Regions from separate parts of the Homo sapiens genome. Here region 2 is linked to region 1. Evidence: read pairs that join two places in POLR2A ChIA-PET (ENCODE). Cell type or tissue: B cell. All regions are shown on one strand. Links, peaks and the distances in the headings refer to the core of each region. The heading gives the core; the rest is flanking DNA. Region 1 overlaps SLFN11 (schlafen family member 11). Region 2 overlaps SLFN12L (schlafen family member 12 like).

Region 1 (8,338 bases), core at 151-8,150:
GTGGAAGATGATATTAGAGACCAAAATCTGGTTCTGAAGGTGTGTATCAGCCCTAAGGTGAACCAGACTTGGGAAAGATTGTCTTTAAAAATCAATGAGTTTATGTTTTAACTTCTCAGCTTAGTTCTATGCATTGCTCTATAACACACCTAGTTAAGTTTTATGTTATTCTTGAACTGTGATTTTTTTTCTATTTACTTTCATGGTTTGGTGGGCCATTGTTATGGACTGAATGTTTGTGTCCCACCCTTCACCCCCAAATTCCCGTGTTGAAGCCCCAACCTGCACTGTGGAGCTGGGGCTGCTAAGGAAGTAATTAAGGTTACATGAAGTCATGGTGGGGCTCTGATCTGCTAAGGTTGGTGTCCTTATAGGGAGAGACCCCAGAGAGCTTGTTCCCTCCCTCCCTGTGCATGCAAACAAGAGGGCATGGGAGCACACAGAGAGATGGCAGCCACCTACAAGCCAAGAGGAGAAGCCTCACAATCAAACTCTCGCTGCTGGCGAGAGTCTTGGACTCTGTCTTGGACTTCCAGCCTCCAGACTGTGAGAAACAAATTTCTGTTGTTTCAGCTTCTCAGTCTCTGGTGTTTTGTTATTGCAGCCTGAGAACACAGCTGTACGATTATTTGTCAAACAGAAAACACTGATACTTAACAATGCTAATGCAATTATTTATTTGCTTTTCAGTCTCTACAAAACGTTCTAAAACACTAATCTAAATATTAACAGTAAAATATTTGCATAACTAATGGAAACTAAGAAATCATATGACCAATATTTCACTTATTGGTAATCTTACTCTACTGATTTCCCCCCAGACTGTGATTTTTGAACTTCCTTGCCTTTCTCCTGTCTTTCTGTGTTTATTCATGGAATTCCAGTTATCTGGGCTTGAAATTGCAGGCTCTCCTAACTTAAGCAAAATCTGACAGATCAGCAAAATGAGATAAATGTTTCTTTTTTCTTTCTGACTGCATTAAATCAGATACAACTCAGCATTAAAAAGCTATCTTTGTAAATGTTGTTACTAATAAATTAGTCTTATAAGATCCCTGGACTTTGGAGTTGTTGCAATGTCTTTGAGAGTAATTCTTTAAAAGTCTAATTTCGACTGGTTGTATCTCTTTATGATTTATTGCCCCACTAACAATATTTGAAACAATATAATATTTTAAAATGTATAAATAATTATGAATTTTTGTTTAGAACAAAGAGGATTACTGATATTTGTTTCCCTATGAATGGCAAAAGGTTTAGCTTACTACTGCATTTCTGTTTTAAATAAAAAGTTGAGAGTTTGTGTCTCATTAAACTGAAAAAAATGGTCTTGTAAAATAAGTGCTTAAATGGGGGAAAAGGAGAAGACTGAGGCCAGTGACTCTGTGAGAGGGCCAAAACGAGCCAGTAAAAGATTAAGCAACATTAACTTTCAATTTTTTTTTTAAGAGACAAGATCTCACTATGTTGCCCAGGTTGGAATGCAGTAGTGCAATCATAGCTCACTATAGCCTCGAACTCCTGGGCTCAAGTGATCCTCCTGCCTCAGCCTCCGAAATTGCTGGGATTATAGGCATGAGCCAGTGCACTAGACTCAGTTGGGTTTGGATGGGTGCCTGCCCATCTCTGCAATCTGCCTCTAGACATCTGGGACCTACTTCACTAAAGATCTGAAAATCTACCCAGCCATTATAAAATGAAACAAAATGTTTTTATATTTTAAATTAACTTTTTATTTTAGAGTAGTTATAGAATTACAGAAAAAGTTACAAAGATAGTACAGAAAGTTCCTGTGTCCCCTTCATTTAGTTTCCTCTTTATTTTATTTTATTTTATTTTATTTTATTTTATTTTATTTTATTTTATTTTATTTTGACAAGGTCTTGCTCTCTCACCCAGGTTGGAGTACAGTTGGGTGATCACAGCTCACTGCAGCCTTTAACTCCTGGACTCCAGTGATCCTCTCACCCCAACTAGCTGAGAAGCTGGAACTGCAGGTGCATGCCACTACACCTGGCTATTTTTTTAAAAAAATTTTGTAGAGGACGGGGTCTTATTATGTTGCCCAGGCTGGTCTCAAACTCCCAGGCTCAAGCATTCCTCCTGCGTGGGCTTCCTACAGTGCTGGGATTACAAGTGTGAGCCATTGCAGTGGCTATTTCCCTGTTTTATTACTGTATTGTTGTGATGCATTCATCACAACTAAGGAACCAACCTTACTTAGTACATGACTATTAACTAAACCCCACATTTTATTTGGATTCTCCAGTTTTTTTTTTTTTTTTTTTTTTTTTTTTGAGACGGAGTCTTGCTCTGTCGCCCAGGCTGGAGTGCAGTGGCATGATCTCGGCTCACTGCAAGCTCTGCCTCCGGGGTTCACGCCATTCTCCTGCCTCAGCCTCCCGAGTAGCTGGGACTACAGGCGCCCGTCACCACACCTGGCTAATTTTTTGTATTTTTTTAGTAGAGACCGGGTTTCACCGTATTAGCCAGGATGGTCTCGATCTCCTGACCTTGTGATCCGCCCTCCTCGGCCTCCCAAAGTGCTGGGATTACAGGCATGAACCACTGCACCCGGCCTGGATTCTCTAGTTTTTCTCTAATGTCTTTGCCTACTCCAGGATCCCATCCAGGACACCATACTACATTTAGTGGTCATGTTTCCTTACACTCCTCTGACCTGTGATGCTTTATTTTTGATGACCTGGACAGTTCTGAGGAGTACTGGTCAGGTATCTACAAATAAAATGTCCTTCAGTTTGGGTTTGTCTGATTTTTTTCTCAGACTGGGGTTATAGGTTTTCAAGAGGAAGACCACAGGAATGAAGAGGTATTCTCATCACATCACATCAAGGGTATATGCTATCAACATGCCTTATCACTCATGATATCAACCTTGACCAGCTGACAGAGGAAGTGTTTGCCAGGTTTCTCTACAGTGAAGTTACTTTTCCTTCCTCCTATGTTGCTAAGTGCAGCTCACACTCAAAGGGTGAGGATTGAAGCTCCACTTTCTTGAGGGGGCCAATGTCTATATATCCTACAAAATAATTTATCTATATAAATTATTTGGAATTCTTCATTTACTTGTAAGAATGGACTTATAGATATTTATTTAATACTTTGTGTTATATTCCAACGCTACATTATTTATTTAGATGCTCAGATTGTTCTAGTATTAGGCATATACAGGATATCTGGCAAAAGTCATAACAGATAGAGTGTGGTAGCTCACGCTTGTAATCCCAGTACTTTGGGAGGCTGAGGTGGGCAGGTCACTTGAGGCTAGGAGTTTGAGACCAACCTGGCCAATATAGTGAAACCCCACCTCTACTAAAAATACAAAAAAATTCAGTCGAGCATGGTGGCACAAGCCTGTAGTCCCAGCTACTCAGGAGGCTGAGGCATGAGAAAGACTTGAACCTGGGAGGCAAAGGTTGCAGTGAGCCGAGATTGCACAACTGCACTCCAGCCTGGGTGACAAAGCAAGACACTGTCTCAAAAAAAAAAAAAAAAAAAAAAATCCACCACAGTCAACATCAACAAATTAAACAAACAAATAAATAGCAATGGGGATCCAGATCTTGGTTTCTAATACCCTTAAGTATACAATACATTATTATTCTCTGTAGTCACCATGCTGTACAACTGATCTCCAGAACTTATTCATCCTAACTGAAACCTTGTATCCTTTGACCAACATCTCCCCATTCCCTGACCTTTGTCCCCCAGCCGGCCCCTGGCATTCTTCTACCCTCTGCTTCCATGAGTTCAACTATTTTAGATTCCACATATAATTGGAATCATGCAGTATTTGTCCTTCTGTGCCTGGCTTATTTCACTTAGCTTAATGTCCTCCAAGTTCATCCATGTTGTTGCAAATGACAGGATTTTCTTCTTTTCTAAGGTTGAAGAGTATTTCATTTTGTGTGGTGTGTATTTGAGAGTGTGTGTATGTGTGTATGTAACACATTTTCTGTATCTGTTCATGCATCAATGGATAGTTTAATTCCACATCTTGGTAATTATTAACAATACTACAATGAACATGGGAGCGTAGATACCTCTTTGACATACTGATTTCACATCTTTTAGATATATACCCAGAAAAGGGTGCTTGCAATTGAAATTTAATTAACCAGAAATGGGATTGCTGGATCATATGATAGTTATTTTATAACCATGGCTGCTGCTTCCAGAAAACATGGTTACTTCCTTGCCTAACTATCCTGCCTCACCAGCAGTATGCATTGGCTTTTCTTTTTTTTTCTTTTTTTTTTGAGACAGGGTCTTGCTCTGTTGCCCAGGCTGGAGTGCGGTCACTACAGCCTGGAAACTCTGGGCTCAAGGGATCCTCCCACCTCAGCCTTCTGAGTAGTTAGGACTACAGGCGCTGGCCACCAAGCCTGGCTAATTTTGTTTCTCTTTTTTGTAGAGAGGAGGTCTCCCTTTGTTGCCCAAGCTGGTCTCAAACTCCTGGGATCATGTGATCTTCGCACCTCAGGCTCCTCAGTAGCTGGTACTACAGGCATGCTCACCATATTTGGCTAAAATTTTTTTTTTTTTTGTAGCTACGGGGTCCCTCAGAATTGTCCACGCTCGTCTTGAACTCCCCTCAAGCGATCCTCTCACCTTGGCCTCCCAAAGTGCTGGGATTACAGGCGTGAGGCACTCCACCCATAGTGGCTTTTGATACCCTCAGAAAACAGCTAATTATGTGTGCCTACGGGGTTATTCCGTTTGTACCATCAGGGTAACATTTTCAGCCGTCCTATTTCTCTGGCAAAACCTTTTGGGCCCTCGGTGACTTTTTGCTGAATGGGTGACCCCCTCCCAGGGCAGGGCCATAAGAATCACTGGAGAGATGAGGGTCTGGGGAGGCGCAGAGAGAAGGCTGAAGGCGGTCTCACTTTCCTGCACCAGGAAAGGGAACGAGGAGCGCTGCACTCTCCCAGTCCTGGAGAGGACAGGAAAACGCTGCCACCGCGGAGACAGACGCCTACAGCGTGGGCTTTAAATCCAGCGTGGGTGTGGGGCAGCGTTGAGGCTCGATCTTCCGCCCTGCCCCTTAGACAGAGAAGGGAAGGAAGTCGAGGTCAGGAGGGGAGGGAGGGGAAAGGGCGGGAGGGAAATCGGAAGAGGGAAGGGCCGGGGAGGGAGGGAAAGAGGCCCGGGAGGATACGCCCGACGCTTCCATTGTAGTGGGGCTTCACTTGCCAAGGTGGAAGTGGTAGCGCCGGTGGTGGTACACTTTTTCGTACTTCTGAAATATTTCATAATTAACATTTGAGGAATTTTTTCTTTTTTGAAACAGGAACTAGCTCTGTCGCCCAGGCTGTAGTGCAGTGGCGCAATCACGGCTCACTGCAGCCTCCAGCTCCTGAGCTAAAGGGATCCTCCTGCCTTAGCTTCCTGAGTAGTTAGCACTACAGATTAGGGCCACCAGGCCTGGTTAATTTAAAAAAAAAAAAAATCCTCCCGCCTCTGCCTCTGCCTGTGAATTTGCTGGGATTGCAGGACTTAACCGCAGTGCCTGACCTAAGGAATCACTCAACCTCATTCCGGCAGGGATGACCACACGTGTTCAGGACATTTCCCTGGTAACTGGACTCGTCTTTAGTTCCCTGGGCTGCTCTCCTCCCGCGGTGACAGCCGTTCCCGGGGTGACCTCACTGCGCGCCCTGGAAAGGGCGAGACCGACCTCAGTACCCGCCTCGGTTTCCTTGCGGAGAATTTAAACCACTTCTGAGGGCCCTGAAGACAGTTCCGCGTCTTTTTTTTTTCTCTGTAAATGAGCTTTCTCCAGCCTATTTCGCAGACCCTGCGAACTTCAGATTCTCCCCTCATCCCGGCGGATCTGGGGATCCTCACTCTGACCAGTTGTTGGTGGGCTTGAAGGCCAGCGTCCCCTGGGGTTGGACCCTGTCTAATCCTCGCCTGCCCGGAAAAGGGGTGGGTGGGCATCAATCTCTGCAGCGCGCGAGCAGCAGGCGGCTGCGGAGGGGCGTGGGTTAGGGAGGTGGGTGCGGGCCTAAGCCTCTGAGCGCAGCACCCACCTCAGGAGGAGCCAAAGAAGATGCCTGCAGCAGGAGTCTCGGGTCCTGCGCCGACAGCATTACCCTGGGGAATTGTCTTGGTCTTTGGATTCTGGAGATGCGAGAAACTAGGACGGAGACCACAGCTGCAGGGAAAAGGCGACCAGTGCACAGAGCCTGTGCTCTATTGCTTTATATATTACTATAAAAATAACTGTATTGAGCTATAATCGATATACATGAAATTGCACTTGTTTAAAGTGTACAAAATGATGGATATCGGCCTATGTAGAATCCCTTGAAATCATCACCGCACTTAAGACAATGAGCCTATGGGGAGGGCTGGGTAAGGAGAGTGAGGCAGGAGAGTGAGGCACCTGCTAGTGCAAAATTGAAGGGGGCACCAAAGAAACACCACCTCTCAGTGACCAAGATAAACAATATTTTAAAATCAAAATTAATGCAAACATTTCTGATGAATAAAATATAAAAATGCTAAATGAAGAGAGGATCCAACTTTGCATTTGCCGGGCCCTGTGTCACTCCTCTCATCCTAGTCACACCTGTTGGGATTACAGGCATGAGCCACCATACCCTGCCCATTCTGGGTTTTAAACTGTACTTTATTTATTACTATTCTCTTTTTTTAAAACTGATCAACCACAAGCATACAAAAGTTCTCTGAATGAATGGAACTGTTTCCACACCTGGGTATTAACAGGCAAATTTTGAAGGTCATTCGATTTGGAATTTTCTTTTCTATAGCACTTCTAATCAGTGTGTGTGACACACACCTCAGAGGTAGGAAAGACTGTTTTTAGTAAATTATCTTCTTAATTGTAGAGAATTCCTGAAAATAAAACTGATGAAATTGTAAATTCTGCCTTGATGAGTTTCCAAAGGACAGATTCATGGTGTCCTATTTGAAGAATTAATCCCCTGGAATGTTCCAGCCTTTGTTGGACACTTGATAACAAGATCCACCAAGGGTTAGGGCAAGTGCACTAAGAAAGCCTTCTGCTACTCTCCGTCTCTTATTCTTTAGACCATCCAGTCTTGCTGGCAGAGAGGTCAGTGATTGCTCTGTTGTACCCACAGGGACATGCAACAGTTGTGGAAGGAGTGATTACATTCTCCTCAGATGACAGCACAGTTCTCTTGTTTTCAGCTTGACACCCAAGAAAGGCATCCATCACCTCAACCCTGCAGATGGCAGTTGTATGGCACTCCGTGTCGCAGCTCTACATGCCCACTGTGTTTCACACCTGGAGAGAGAACATTTTTGTTGCCCTTCCAACTTGCAGCCTGTGCTCCCAGAGTGAGAGGACAAGGCACAGGGCTCCTTGCCATCTTCCACGTTAGCATTGGCAGCTGTGCAGAGCCTATAGTGGAGACTGGATTTTTGTTATTTATTCAATAGTGTTGAGACTAAATTCCAAGTAAGACACAATTATTGGACCACATTAAAAAGAAAAACAGAACAAAACAAAAAACCCACTATAGGGATGCCCAGGTAAGAACTGTATGGTTTTGGGGGTAGTGGGGAAGATAGACACACAAAAAAATACCCCAAAACAAAAAACCACAAACTGTATTTCCCATGCTCCAAAGCAGATAGATATGGCTTGTTCCCAAGGCCTGGCCAATGGAATATTGGAAGGTAATGTGTATAATTTTCATATTGTGCTCGTGAAAAGAGTGTGAATTCTTTTCTGCTGGCTGAAATGTTGACAAGATGCCAGAATCTGGTACAGTCATCTTGGAGCAAAAGATGGTGTGATAAATTGAAATATTGTTTGATAAGGTTGATATCCCTACCCAGAAGTAGATCATATTCTGTGCCCCATTGGTCTCAGGCTTGGCAATGTGACTTGTTATGATCAATGAAGTATAAGCAGGCATAACGTGTGTTACTTCCAAGAAGAACTCTTAAGAGTCATTGAGTGTTTCTGCCATGTTCTTTTTCCCTTCTGGTATAAGATAGGCAATGACCCAGATTTGGCTGCTTTGTCTGGGTCCTGGAATGAAAACAATGAAGAGTAGAGCCAAATGGGATCCACAACAGACATATAGTTTAAGAAAGAAATTAACATTTGTTATTTTTAAACAGTCATGGAAACTTTGGGGATAATTTGTTACCACAGCAAAATCTGGCTAGTTCTGATTTGTACAGAAATTGGTGCTTAGAGTGGGATGCTGCATAACAAAATAATTTAAATTGTGGCTTTGGTTCCAGGGCTGAGTGATGGGCAATGAAGAAAATATTATTGGAGGCTGGGAAAATGTCAACCCCTGTTTTGTAG
Region 2 (8,338 bases), core at 111-8,110, 160 kb before region 1:
GTCAAAGGGCAAATAGAGGAGGGAAAGGGAGCAAGGGGCAAACAGCTCAGCTGGGAAAGAACGGGCCCAGAGAAAGGGGGGTTGGCTGGAGGAGTGAGGGGGCAACTTAGGTTCGGAGAGGGTAGAAACACTATGTCCTTGAAAACTGTAGTGCAATATAAACTTGGTATCACTTGGCTCAAAATAATTGGCTTTGGTCTAATGCCTGAAAAGGCAGTGATATCGTCTTCATTTCACAGTTGATTAAGCCAAGTGCATTTTCTTATTTAAATGACAACTTCAGTGCTTTAAAATTACACACTACCTTTTAAAGCTAGCAGTGTTAAGTTAAAGAAAAAAGGCTGGGCACGGTGGCTCACGCCTGTAATCCTGGCACTTTGGGAGGCCGAGGCAGGCGGATCACAAGGTCAGGAGATCCAGGCCATCCTGGCTAACACAGTGAAACCCCGTCTGTACTAAAAATACAAAAAAATTAGCCGGACATGGTGGCGGGCGCCTGTGGTCCCAGCTACTCAGGAGGCTGAGGTAGGAGAATGGTGTGAACCCGGGAGGCGGAGCTTGCAGTGAGCTGAGACCACGCCACTGCACTCCAGCCTGGGCGACAGAGCGAGACTCCGTTTCAAAAAAAAAAAAAAAAAAAAAAAATCAGCTCTTTTTTAAATTCTCTCCCAGAAACACAATTGCCACTTTCTGTTCCCATCTTAAGTTTACCGGGTGATAGAACCAAGTCCCTGAGGTAGGAGAATGGTGTGAACCCGGGAGGCGGAGCTTGCAGTGAGCTGAGACCACGCCACTGCACTCCAGCCTGGGCGACAGAGCGAGACTCCGTCTCAAAAAAAAAAAAAAAAAAAAAATCAGCTCTTTTTTAAATTCTCTCCCAGAAACACAATTGCCACTTTCTGTTCCCATCTTAACTTTACCGGGTGATAGAACCAAGTCCCTGTGGTGATGCTGGCCAAATGCTGCTCAGCAGGTGAGAACAGAAAAACAAAACAAAACATAACAAAACCCAGATTTCAGTGGAATGATAAACAGCTTGAATGTTTCCATGTGCTAACGTTGTACACTTACAAAAAAAACTTTGGAAGTGGAAAATATGTATTAGTGCCATGTTGACAATGTATCTTTAGGCAAGGATACATTGTTTGTTTCCACAATTTGTACTTAAAGTGAAAGCACATGTAAAACATAGACTTAGCTGGCCCTGGAATTGCTGTTATGTTTTTTATTTATTTTATTTTGTTTCATTTTATTTAGAGATGAAGTCTTGCTTTGTTGCCCAGGCTGGAGTGCAGTGGCACAATCATAGCTCACTGCCACGTCAAATACTTGGGCTCAAGGGATCCTTCCACCTCAGCCTCCTGCTCCTGAGTAGCTAGGACTATAGGGGCTCTGTGTGTGTGTGTGTGTGTGTGTGTGTATGTGTGTGTGTGTAGAGACGAGGTCTCACCATCTTGCCCAGGCTGGTCTCTAACTCCTGGGCTTAAGGGATCCTCCTGCGTCAGCCTCCCAAAGTGATGCTTTTCTATTAACAGACAACTAGAACTTATGTCACACTTAATTTATGTAAAGTGTGTAAAACCTAGAATAGTGTACATAGTAAATATTTGATTCCTTTTACCCATGAGTAAGTTTATTTTACCATCTTCTTGCCTATCTTTCTGACCTTGTTGAAACAACCTGAGGACCAGAGTATTAATGAAATGTTATTGCAGAAGAGATTATGAGAAAATTGGTATATACTACAAATATCATACAAAATCTTGTAAGAAATGCAGTTTTATTATCGCTTCAATCTTAATTGTTTAAGTGACTATTAAAGGGATTGGAGAAAAAGAAAAGAACTCTGCATCTTAAAATGTTTTCTACTAGAAAAAAATTACAATTGAGAAATACAATCTTTAGTTAAATGTATACATTACAGTCAAAATAGAATAAGATAAACATGAAAATCAATGTAAAAACAAAAGAGTAGTAAAGTTTAAACAATATTGCATCTTTCTAATATACGCCATTTCTCTCTCTCAACAGTTTGAGTTAAAAAAATAGGAAAATCTGACTAGAACTATGGTCAGTGCTGATGAAGAAGCAAGACATTCAAAGTAACTTCAGGTCAGATATTAGTAGTAATTAAATAATTTAGGAATCCTTTCTCTTCTTTTTTTTTTTTTGCTGTGAATTCAGTTTTATTTGGCATAATTAACAGAGAAAATTTTATGCTTCCATAGGAGATTTTGGTTACTGTTTTCCTTTTTTTAAAACTGAGATATAATTGCATACTATATAATTAATTCTTTCAAAGTGTACAATTCAATAATTTTTAGTACATTCACAGAGTTGTGCAATGATCACCACTATCCACCTCACAAAGAAATGCAACATCCATTAGCGCTCACTCTCATTCTCCTTGTCCAGCCCCTGGCAACGTCTCCTCTCCTCTCTGTCTCTATGGACGTGCCTATCTGGATATTTCCTATAATAGGAATAACAGCGTGTGACCTTTTATGACTGGCTTCTTTCACGTAACATAAAGTTTTCAAGTTCATCCGTGTTGCAGCCTGCATCAGTGCTTCATTTCTTTTTATGGCCAAATAATATTTCACTGCATGCATACACTACATTTTATTTATTCATTCATCTCGATAGACATTTGGACTGTTTCCACTTTTTGGCTGTTGTGGATAATGCTTCCATGAATATTCATGTACAAGTGCCTGTGTGCACATATGTTTTCAATTCTCTTGGATTTATGTCTAGAAGCGGAATTGCTGGGTATGAACACCATTTCAAATACTGCTGAAATATTGTATCCACTGATTTATGTAATAGTTATTGCTTTGAAAAGATTAAAGCAGAAAGTGGAAGCTGGCTTTTTAATTTGACTTACATGGCTGTTTTGTACTTCCTATCATCTCATTAATCCATGTGGTTCCACTACTTGCTTTTACCAGTTTGGCTTCTATAGGTATGTGAGTTTATGGCTCCTCCATTAAGAGTCTCTATTTTTTGGCCGGGCGCGGTGGCTCACGCCTGTAATCCCAGCACTTTGTGAGGCTGAGACAGGAGGATCATGAGGTCAGGAGATCGAGACCATCTTGGCTAACACGGTGAAACCCCGTTTCTACTAAAAATACAAAAAATTAGCCAGGCGTGGTGGCAGGCACCTGTAGTCCCAGCTACTCGGGAGGCTGAGGGAGGAGAATGGCATGAACCCAGGAGGCGGAGCTTGCAGTGAGCTGAGATCACGCCACTGCACTCCAACCTGGGGGACACAGCGAGACTCTGTCTCAAAAAAAAAAAAGAGTCTCTTTTTTTAAAATATTTAATATTTCATTTCAAAATAATACTATGAGTTTTAATTATGCGTTCTACAAGGAAAAAATAAAAGTCCAAATTTTCACTGGAGAAACATTAAACACCAACTACTGTAACTAATTTATGCCTGGCTTTCCCCCCAAATGCTCATTGTCAGAAACCAAAGAGAAAACTTCCCAAATTGCTGTGACTAAATGGGCGGGCATGCAGAAATCCCACACAGGAAGCCCCTCAACAACAGAACAGAAGAATCTCAGCTTTAGTTCTTTAGTTTAAAAAAAGTTTATTCTTAAAAAAGGCAGAGGCTGGCGAGCATCTGCAGTACTTTCAATATGAACAATGGTGGAAAGCCAGAAGTATTTAAACAAAACCACCATTCCAATGACATCTTTTGCTCTTTTCTTGATGGATATCCAACTGTTTAAGCCTGAGACACAAACGTCACCCTTGGTGCTTCCTCTCCCTCATCCCCTACAGTAATCTAATAACTGAGCTCTTCTCTAGTCCATCCATGCCTCCTTTTCCACTGTCACTACCTTAGTTTGGCTGTCATAATTGCTCATATAAGACACTGTCATCACATCACTTCCTGTCTTAGCCCTTCTCCTAACTCCAGCCATACTTAATTTCTTTCAGTTCCTGGGATTCCTCACTCTGTTCCTCACTTTTGAGTCTTCAGATAATACCCAGAAATATATATAGGACAAGTCACAGAGCTAGTTTTCAGTAGTGGCCAGAGTCTTAAAATGTTTTATTTTGGTCTACTGTTACAAGATGTCATAATGCTATCTTCCTTAATATTAATTTTTAATGCCCAGAATAATCCCAAACTCTGTATCATCAAAGCTAATAAGGTCAGTATAAATATTATTTTTTGTATTTACAGAAAACTGAAAGAAAATGCAGGCAATATTCCTCAGTTTTATCAGAAAAACTGTCTCCAAGGAAAAGAGAACTGTCTCCAAGGAAAAGAGAAGTTTGAAAATTCAAATATAAATGTAATAAAAATATTTTGGAGAGTACTATAAAATTCTAGAAATTAGGCTGGGCACAGTGGCTCATGCCTGTAGTCCCAGCACTTTGGGAGGCCAAGGTGGGCAGATCACGAGGTCAGGAGATTGAGACCATCCTGGCTAACACGGTGAAACCCCGTCTCTACTAAAAATACAAAAATAATTGGCTCAGCATGGTGGCGGGTGTCTGTAGTCCCAGCTACTCAGGAGGCTGAGGCAGGAGAATGGCATGAACCTGGGAGGCGGACATTGCAGTGAGCTGAGATCGTGCCACTGCACTCCAGCCTGGGCAACAGAGTGAGACACCGTCTTGTAGCAGGATGAGCTGCAGACAAAACCACTCAGACACCGAGTTGTAGAAGGAAGAGCTTTACTCCACTGGGAGCATCAGCAGACTCACGTCTCCAAAAACTGAGCTCCCCGAGTGAGCAATTCCTGTCCCTTTTAAGGGCTTACAGCTCTAAGGGGGTCCACATGAAAGGGTCGTGATTGATTGAGCAAGCAGGCGGTACATGACTGGGGGCTGCATGCACCAGTAATCAGAACGGAACAGAACAGGACAGGGATTTTCACAGTGCTTTTCCATACAATGTCTGGAATCTATAGATAACGTAACTGATTAGGTCAGGGGTTGATCTTTAACCAGGCCCAGGGCACGGCACCAGGCTATCTGCCTGTGGATTTCATTTCTGCCTTTTAGTTTTTACTTCTTCTTCTTTGGAGGCAGAAATTGGGCATAAGACAATATGAGGGGTGGTCTCCTCCCTTATTCCCCCTCTTTGAGAATCTCACTCATTAGTGGGAGTTCTCACTTTCATTCTCACTACCCATGTCTTCTTGTAAGACAGATCGATAGTGATTCATATAGTACACTTGTGCTGAAGCATTTTGGTAAACTAAGGTAGTGATGAAGCTTTTTATCATTTGAAGAAGTATGGGTAGCAAACAAGGGAGCAGTAAGCAGGTTTCTATTACTATTATAACTCCTATTATAAGAGTTTTAAATCTTCTTAGCACTGGGAACCATTTTTCAAACATGGCCCCAGGATCAAATCCATGCCACACTTGCATGGGCACATGTGCCAATTTTGTTATATTTCTAACTATGTCTTCAACTGCTTGCCCTGATCATCTATGTGTAGACAGCAATTAGTAAGGTTAAATTTCCTACAGACCCCTCCTTCAGCTGCTAGCAAGTTGTCAAGAGCCAATCTATTTTGATAGATAGCATTTCTCATCTGAGTTTCTTGCTGGGCCAGAATAGTCAAGGCTCTGCCAGTCTTATTAGTGATTATTTCTAAGATAGCTTGTAACCATATGATTTGGTTGAGTATGTAAATGGGAGTCTGGAATCCCTATGAGCCATCTTGTGCCCAAGTAGCAGGCCCATAATATTATATTATTCTTTCAGGGGGCCATTCATCATCTTTCCAATTTCCTATAGCTATGCTTCTCTTTTTGCAGGAAGCATAGACAGGGAAGCCCAGGAGTTCACCTGTCTTTATGGGCAGTAGGAAGAAAGATGGTTTAATAGTGCCAATAACACAACTACCTGCCCACTGGCCGGGTAATTTGGTGTAAGCTCTATGCACACATATCCAGTATAATCCAGTGGGGGCTGTCCAGTCCTGGTGGGACTCTGGGTGGGTCCACACAGTTTGCAACTTTGGGAATTAACTAAATGGATTTTTCTTAGTGTGGTTTGAACTCCACCAGGTGGCTGTTTTTGTAGTACTATTATACAGTTTTTGCCCAAGGCAGCTGAGTCTTCCCACAGGAAGGGTGAAGTCCTTCCCCACTCTTGCTATACAGTATTGTCTAATGATTGAGGCTTTTAGGACCTAGAAGTTATCAGGGTGAGTCTTTTGAGCTGGGAATTTATCAGGAACTGGGTCTGTAGGTACTAATTCTCGGGCTTCCCATGGCCATTGATCTCCCATTACAGTTCCTCCACATACATAACATGAAGTGACATTGAGAGACTGGGCTACATGCTCGGCTTATTGCAAAAACAAATTTCTTGTTTTTCCTGGAATTTCTGGTACTGGCACATTTAGTTCATCATAGAAGATTTGAAATACTGGCTCAGGAGAGCATTTATAAACTTCTCCTCAAACCACGATATTTACTCGAGGATCCAGTCCAGCCCCATCAATTTCTAGGGTTACATGCTCCCCATTTTTTCAGCAAGGATCAAGGGGATTGGTTATTACTAGTTCTAAGGGGTTACACTGACCACTGGTACAGGAAGGGCCACTTTCCCTTTCTGAAGGTGGACAGGATTCTTTTTATTTTTTATCCACATAGCCTAAATGACACAAGACCAGTATCTACATTTATTTCCACACAGTCCTAATTCATGACAAATGTACTTATTTTCTGCCATACAGCCTCTTTCCTAATTAAGAGAACCACATCATGTTTCTAACTTATTACTATTAATGACAGCACAGGCATCAAATTTCAAGGTGACTTGTTTGGGAATCCCTTTTCTTTCCTTCTGTTTTGGCTAACACTTTACTCATATCATTTATGAGCCCCCACCAGTCCTCAGTACTTAATCTTATTTTTAAAACTGTGGTCATGGGAGGCTCAGATGGGTCATAACACACATCAGGTTGGTCATTTCCTGGGCTACATACCTTGTATAGAATAGCATTATACAAACAAGTTCTTTTTACAGTCCCAGTACACTTACAATAAGCATAAAATAAGACTGTAGCAACTTTTTGTCCTACCTCTGTGACTTGATATATACACTGGGAACAGTCCTCAGTCTGAGGAAGGTCAGTTGAAGTACTTACTATACAAGTCCAAATTTTAAGGAAAATGAGTCCCATGAAGAGTTTTCTCATGCTTCAGCCATGCGTGGACCAGTTAGCTTCTGGGTGTGACTGGAGCAGGGCTTCTCGTCTTCTTCAGAGTCACTTTACAGGGGTTGGCGAAGCTGCTCCCATTCATGTACCGCTCACAGTCTACTGTTCAAGGGTGGTCTTGGAGATTGGTCCCACTAGAATAAACGGAGTCCAATACCTCTACACAGTTATGTTCAACTGGGCTTTCTGATACTGGGAGCAAGGTGGCAGGGTTTAGGGTGTTGCAAAACTCAATGGTTATGCGGGGATTTTCACATAGCAAGCTTTGGTACTTGGTTAATCTAGCATTTGTTAGCCAATGATGTATTCATGAAAGTCACCATAGCGTGGGGGGCCTTTAAGTTTAGGTTTTGCCCAAGAGTTAGCTTATCCACCTCTTGTGCTAGCAGAGCTGTTGCTGCCAAGGCTCTTAAGCACAGGGGCCAACTCTTAGAAACTCCATCTAGATCTTTGACGAGGTAGGCAGGCCTCAGCCAGGGCCCCACAGTCTGGGTCAAAACTCCATCTGCCACTTTTTTTTCTCTCTGACACATATAGTGTTAAAGATTTTGTCAGGTCATGTAGCCCCAGGGCTGGGGCCGACATGAGTTTTTCTTTTAACTCATGAAAAGCTTGTTGCTGTTGGTTTTAACAGATGTAGTTTATCCAATCTACATTTTTATTAACTGTCACCCACCGAAATATTGACTCAAATCCTGCAGCTATTTGATTTTGGGCTTTAAATTGATCTGGTATTCCTCATGGGACTTCAATTGCATCTAAATAGACGTGAGAGTTGAAAGACCCATAAGGGGCTTCTCTTGCTTTATGATATCTTATTTTTCCTCCCTCTGGTTGATGAAATGCCAGGGTGAAAGGGATAGCCAACTGGACTAAAGTACAAGTACCACTCCAGTTATTGGGCACAGTGCCTAGTAAAGGTCCACCACAATACCACCACACATCTGCTCAGGGATGAACAAGGGCTGACTGATTGATAAGCTCTTGAAAATTCTTAAGCTCATTGCATCCCTTCAGGTCTCCAAAGAAGGCTAAGTTTCCTCCCTGTCGTGAGAGACAAGAAGTGAACTTAGTGTTGGGAGATGGAAGCTGGATGTCCCCTGGGGGCTGACCCACAGGGTGCTGGACTTTGGG

What was found. ChIA-PET counts read pairs that join two places held together with the same protein. Peaks named below come from ENCODE experiments on the same cell type or tissue, not always from the same donor. Only the 100,000 strongest peaks of a DNase experiment are listed, where the experiment ranks them.
Region 2: POLR2A ChIA-PET joins it to region 1 with 6 read pairs; 2 of 35 experiments call an interaction of 5 or more read pairs at or near these places.

Annotation. Positions count from the first base shown.
Region 1 is chr17:35,343,292-35,351,629 of GRCh38, reverse strand. It overlaps SLFN11 (schlafen family member 11), which reads left to right. Exons shown (of 7, transcript NM_001376007.1): 7 at 1-1,325. It also overlaps the pseudogene LOC101060119. Among named protein-coding and RNA genes, the nearest start is that of SLFN11, 26 kb to the left of the region's middle. In B cell, for the core only: no CTCF peak of the experiment used is centred there; DNase peaks (open chromatin) are centred at 5,069 and 5,697; H3K4me3 peaks cover 1,708 bases; H3K27ac peaks cover 826 bases.
Region 2 is chr17:35,504,667-35,513,004 of GRCh38, reverse strand. All of the region lies in intron 2 of SLFN12L (schlafen family member 12 like), which reads left to right. Among named protein-coding and RNA genes, the nearest start is that of SLFN12L, 29 kb to the left of the region's middle. In B cell, for the core only: no CTCF peak of the experiment used is centred there; no DNase peak of the experiment used is centred there.